Linked DNA regions of Homo sapiens: region 1 is linked to region 2. A link is an interaction called in ENCODE POLR2A ChIA-PET data of the cell type or tissue named here. Cell type or tissue: OCI-LY7. All regions are shown on one strand. Each heading gives the region's core, and the rest is flanking DNA. Links, peaks and the distances in the headings are about the cores only. Region 1 overlaps RFTN1 (raftlin, lipid raft linker 1). Region 2 overlaps RFTN1 (raftlin, lipid raft linker 1).

The links. Peaks named below come from ENCODE experiments on the same cell type or tissue, not always from the same donor. Only the 100,000 strongest peaks of a DNase experiment are listed, where the experiment ranks them.
Region 1: POLR2A ChIA-PET joins it to region 2 with 6 read pairs; 2 of 35 experiments call an interaction of 5 or more read pairs at or near these places.

What each region holds. Positions count from the first base shown.
Region 1 is chr3:16,336,860-16,339,779 of GRCh38, forward strand. All of the region lies in intron 7 of RFTN1 (raftlin, lipid raft linker 1), which reads right to left. It also overlaps a transcript of OXNAD1 not described here. Among named protein-coding and RNA genes, the nearest start is that of OXNAD1, 73 kb to the left of the region's middle. RefSeq lists a silencer at 1,439-1,498. In OCI-LY7, for the core only: no CTCF peak of the experiment used is centred there; a DNase peak (open chromatin) is centred at 1,572; H3K27ac peaks cover 695 bases.
Region 2 is chr3:16,409,902-16,412,821 of GRCh38, forward strand. All of the region lies in intron 3 of RFTN1 (raftlin, lipid raft linker 1), which reads right to left. Among named protein-coding and RNA genes, the nearest start is that of RFTN1, 100 kb to the right of the region's middle. In OCI-LY7, for the core only: no CTCF peak of the experiment used is centred there; a DNase peak (open chromatin) is centred at 1,740; H3K4me3 peaks cover 1,788 bases; H3K27ac peaks cover 2,078 bases.

The DNA of each region.
Region 1 (2,920 bases), core at 205-2,704, 73 kb before region 2:
AATAATAATTGTTATTATTACATGAAACATATTGTTTGGAAGAATGGTGTCTATTATGACTTCCCTGTGTCCAGGCCACTTTCCAACACAGCTCGGCAGCTCCTCCCATAAGAGGGAGAGTCCCTCTGGTCACCCCTTGAATCTTGGCTGGTCTTGGGACTTGCTCTGACAAATAGGATATGGCAGATGTGACATTACGGTCATCCTGAACCTAGGCCTCAAGGAGCCTTGCTGTTTCTGCTCACTCTCCAGGAACCCTGCCTACGCCATGAGGACAGGCCCAGGCTAGCCTTCGGATGATGAGAGACCTGTGGCCCTGCTAAGCAGCAGACGTGAGAGATGCCATCTTGGAGCTGCTAGCTGTGGTCCACCCATCAGCGCCTGCAGGCACATGCTGAGATTAGTCGATTTCCTAAAAGTTGAAGGAAAAATCACCCAGCTGACCTGTTTGGGTTATGATTTTAACTCACTAAGCTTTGGGGAGCTTTATTACACAGCAGAAGCTAACTGGTGTATTACTATTATTACTATTATTCTAAGAACCAAATACCAGGCAAACCTCTAGGAGGAAAATTGTAATGAAAGTCACCTCATTGATTTGTGGCCGGGCTCAGTGGCTCACGCCTGTAATCTCTGCACTTTGGGAGGCAGAGGTGGGTGGATCATGAGGTCAGGAGATCGAGACCACCCTGGCCAACATGGTGAAACCTCGTCTCTACTAAAAATACAAAAATTAGCCAAGCATGGTGGCAGGCGCCTGTAGTCCCAGCTACTCGGGAGGCTGAGGCAGGAGAATCGCTTGAACCCAGGAGGCGGAGGTTGCAGTGAGCCCAGATTGCGCCACTGCACTCCAGCCTGGCGACAGAGCGAGACTCCATCTCAAAAAAAAAAAAAAAAAGAAAAGAAAGTCACCTCATTTGATTTGAGAGAAATACAATGATATAGTTACTGCTGAAGGGGAGTGTTCCTAATTTGTCACCACACTCAAGGCTGGCACACCTAGCCCTTATTTGCTCCAGGCCGGACACTTTGGCCTTGCATTACCTCTGGAGCCCTGAAGTCTAATTTATGATAACCTACTGTGAGGCCCAGCAGTGCCACCAGCTTGCCCTGGAAGAGAGAGATAAAAACCCACACTGGGTAGATCGTCCTAGCTCGAGATGTTGCCCTGGCTTCTCCTAAAGCACCATGCCAAGCTGGCAAGAAAACCAAACCTGCATGTGCAAGATAACATTCTCCTGGATTCTGGGACACGCTGGGTGATCTGGTCCTGGTACATGCGGTTTCTCTAACGTCAGTTACTTGGAAGGCAGAAAGAAGAAAGGGGCTACGGGATGGAAGGGCAGGAGATGGCATGCATCCTTATTATCAGGGGTGTCTGCCCACACACACCTGCATGAGCAGAATGAGAACCAGGCAAGGCATGCAACCACGCAAGGCTCCTGATCACAGGGAAGGTAATGAGGCCGGACATGCGGCGGCTAAGGGGCGATGGCTGGGGCCAACTCTGACCCGTAGCAGGGACAGGCACTGCAGTTCTGACTGTGGTTAAGCAACACAAAGCTGCCACATCCTGTCAGCTGCTCATCGGGACCACGTATGCAATAGCACAGGGCTCCTGTCCTCTAGAAGCTGACATCTTAAACACACATTGAGTGCTTCAGGGTGAGGGGGTCCTCCCAGGCCAACTTAGAAATAGCTTTGTTTGATAACAATTAAAAAAGAAACATTTTCTCCATCCAGAGACTTGCCAGGTCCCTCCTACTGGCTTTGATGAGAGAGAAAACTAGGCTTTCTGGGAGTAAATGGGACTTGCTACTTTATTACTCTCTTTAGACTATCAGAGATGAATGAGGGATCCTATATCATATCTTTAGCCCTTCTTTCTGATTTTTCACCTTATGTATTACCTAGAAAAGAGAAAAGGGATTGAAAAAAGGAGCTTTTCCAAAGTGTATAATTAAAAAGTTGTTTATTTTGGAGTTGGGGACCTGGGGAGAGAGCCAGTCTGTCTGCAGGAATTCTAGAACCCAAAACTGTCAACGTTGTCCCCTCCACCTGTCAGCAGTGGATTCCTAACAGCTTACTGATAATCATAAAATGCAAACCCAGAAGAGGTCTCTGAATAAAGGTTGGTTCAAAACCTTAAGAGACAGGGAAATGGAGATTAAAGATTATTTCACTGTCCTAGCTAACAACGAACAGAGCCACACAACACACCATGTGCTGGGCTGTCACAGTCTTGACTCACTAAGGAAGGGATTGGGTAAGACATGGGATTTCTCTCTCCCTAACTTTCTCTGCCTGGTAACTTCAAAGGTGCCACATTCTCAAGCCATGCTGGAGCAATCACAGTTGGCCAATATTCTCTTTGTGGTGACTCAACTGTCAGTATCATGTTGCTATGGCTACCACAATTCTCACTCAGCCCTCCCTCCTTATGCTCTGCTCTTATTTAAACCAAATTGCATTGCACTAATCCCACAGCATGCTCTTTGAGGACCCAGCTCTGATAGGGCTTCTGAGGTGCCAGAAACCTCCAGCTGGAATATCCTGCCTTCAGGACACATCAGACATCTGGCTGTTCATTAGTCCAATGTTACAAGTCCTGCAGTCCACCTCCCATTCTATCTGGCTCCCTGCTCTACCAGAGACAAATCCACCAGAGCCATAACAGATGCGCTGCCGGGTCCCCATCAGCATCTGCACTGAGACCTACCACGGGACAAACCAATGATGAAAAACCCAAAGTCCAGAAAATGAAAATGGTCTCAGAGAGACTGGCCAATCCTATTTGGGGTCCTCTAGAAAATTCTCCCATCACTCTTCCCTGTCCTACCATTTCCACATATTGATCATGACTTGGTGCTTCGTTTTTCTGCCCCTGCACTAGAACACAAACTCCACAAAGGCAAGGAGT
Region 2 (2,920 bases), core at 213-2,712:
GTCTGGAACTCCTGATCTCAGGTGATCCGCCCGCCTTGGCCTCCCAAAGTGCTGGGATTACAGACATGAGCCACTGTGCCCAGACGCAGAATATTTTTTTTTTTTTTTAAAAAGAATCATTGGGTCTTTAATGAAGCCCCAGATTCTTTCCCGAAAGTAACGTCAAAAAGGCACTGATGAAAAATGGTTTATGGAAACTACTCAAGTAATATATACATATCCACATCATAGTAAGACCTCTAAGATGTAGCATCATGTAAAACACATCATTATAGAATGATGGGTTTGGTACAATACAGCTTACATGTTATACACACACACACACACACACACACACACACACACACACACACACACAAACTCTCACTCCAGTAATGTCTATGTCCCATTGGTTTATATCCGCCAGGGCACAGAAAAAGAACAAGCAAGACATACACCAAACCAATAATAGCAGGTACCCCTGGGGAATGGGGAAGGCTTATGTGGATGGGGATGGGGATGGGTGGTGATGGTATGGGTGTGGGGGTGGTGATCAAAAGTGAATTTAGCCATAATCCCTAATTGTTTTCATTTTTAAATGAAAAGAATATATTCCTATATCACTTAGAAAATTAAAAATTAATTTTTAAAAGACTTTAAAAGGGTTCAACCCCTTTAGAGGGCAATCTGGCAAAATCTATGGAAATTAAAGATGCATTAAAGAAAGACTACTGAGCAACTAAAAGAAATTCTGGGAAAACAGCGTGGGTGTAAACGGCTGTCTGAGGTGAAGGCCTGTAGTCTTGCTGTCAAAGGAGAGGCTTCCTAGCGCACCCTGCCATCTCTGCACACAGGGGCTGCTTTCCAAAGCACCACCACATAGACATCCCTGTGATACAGCACAGTTCAAAACTGCACCCATTCAGGAGAGCCAGCAGCAAGTGGTCACCAGGAGGAAATTCCACCACTTCACAGCCATTCACAGGCAGGGCTCCTGTATGACACTAGAGTGGAAATCACGTGGGTGTCAGAAATTGAAGAGGATTCCTTGGCCCAGCCAGGCATAAGGCAACAAGAGTGGTACTGCAGCTAAAGGCTGGCAGAACGTGCTGTCTCTTCTAGGTGGCTGGTGGTATTGGGGAGTGGGAATTAGAGACCAAGGCTCCCAGCTCCTTGTCCAGGGCTCATGTACACAGCTAATCTGCACTGGTGGAGGAGGGAGCAGAGCCCTCCTGGCCCACTTATGAGGCTGTTCTACCAAAGAGGGGCCCCTGAAGTCCCTGTGAGAGCAGGACTGTCCAGAAAATGCATAAAGCAGGCACTTCCACACTGAACTCCTGAGATACATGCATCTCACCAGTTTCTAACTGTGTATTTGCTGCAACGTTTTAAATAAATTTCTAAGATTCTTATATAGCATTAAAAGCAATTTCTGCTACCATTAACCATCTGTGTATGATTCACCTTAAATTTAAAAGTGAAAAAAATGAAAGAGGATTTGGTTTTCCCCAGGTGTGCAACTGTGATTTGGTAAGCAAACTTCAATAGCTTATTTTTATTTTTCTTTCCAACATACCCTTCCAAGGGTAGGGTACTGTGGCGCATACATTCAAAATGTAAAACAATAAACTGATTTCAATCTGGAACAAACTAATCCCAAAAGAATAAACCAATTCTGAACCCTAACCTTTTTGCCTTAATACTTGGTCAGAGACTAGACTCATGTTCTCATTTCCTCCCCAAACAAAAGACATATTAAGAGGAACTAAGGCAGATGATTCCAGACCTTTGAAAAGAAGACTTGGTCAAGACACACTGTCATACGTACCATGTGAGGTCTCAAACAACAAAAATCAGGATGAGGGAGAGGGGGTTCTAAAATCTAAAATCCAGCTGTTCTGTTACATGGAAACAGGCTATATGAGGTTATTTAGAAATATCCATTGAGATTTCAAATGAATAGACTAAAAAACTATAATCATTTTAAATAAGTCAATGCTGTATCCATTAAGTACAACATTCACAGGATGAACAAAAGGAAGACAAGTTGGTCTGTAAGCAACTCACAGCCCAGATCGATTCTAGGGAATAATCTTTAGCATAGAATCTAATAAGTACCATCTCTGGTTCTGGAACAAGAAGTTCTATAACAAGAAAGGAAGCTCTGGTTCATTTCTTCAAATAATTAACTCAGTTACATCTGAACTGAAAGGGGCACAAAAGATCAAGAAAAATAGGCATTACAAATTTTTTAGATGAACCATGGAAAATTACATCTCAGCCTATGGTTTCTTGGAAAAGCAAATCTAATGCATATTGGGGGAATAGGTGAGCAAGTAATAGGCGTTCTCCTGCCTTTGGGAATTAGCTCCTCAATTTGAAATGAAAGGATTATTACACTGAAGAATGGCTGAAAGGGAGAGGAAGGGGGAAAAATCCCTAAACCCCTTGAGGACAGATGCTGGCTGCCCAGCCTTGAAGTCAGCACTCTGTGATGGTGCAGCTATGGCCTCACAGAGGAAGAGCTGAAGGCAGAAGGCACAGTCACACAGAAACTCTCTCCTTGCCACTAATCCTATGAAAAACAGCATTAAATCCACTAGCAAAGCCCTATAGAGCTGCCAGAGGGAGTTTCTGGGCTTCTCAGCACTGGAGGTGGGGAGTGAGGTGGTGGTGGGGAGACCATGGTTGCTGTGGCAAACACACTCTAAGATGACCCCCACAACAATCCCCACCTCCTGGTGTTCACACTTTTGTGCAATCCAGCCCTTTCAGTGGGGGCAGGGCCTGTGACTTGCACCTACTCAATAAAACATGGTAAAGGTGATGGATGTCACTCCTGTGATGGCATTATGTTATATGACTCCCTCTGAGCTAGAGAATCCCTTACTGGCTTTGAAGAAGAAAGCTTCAGGAAGAAGGAGAGAGCCACATGGCAAGA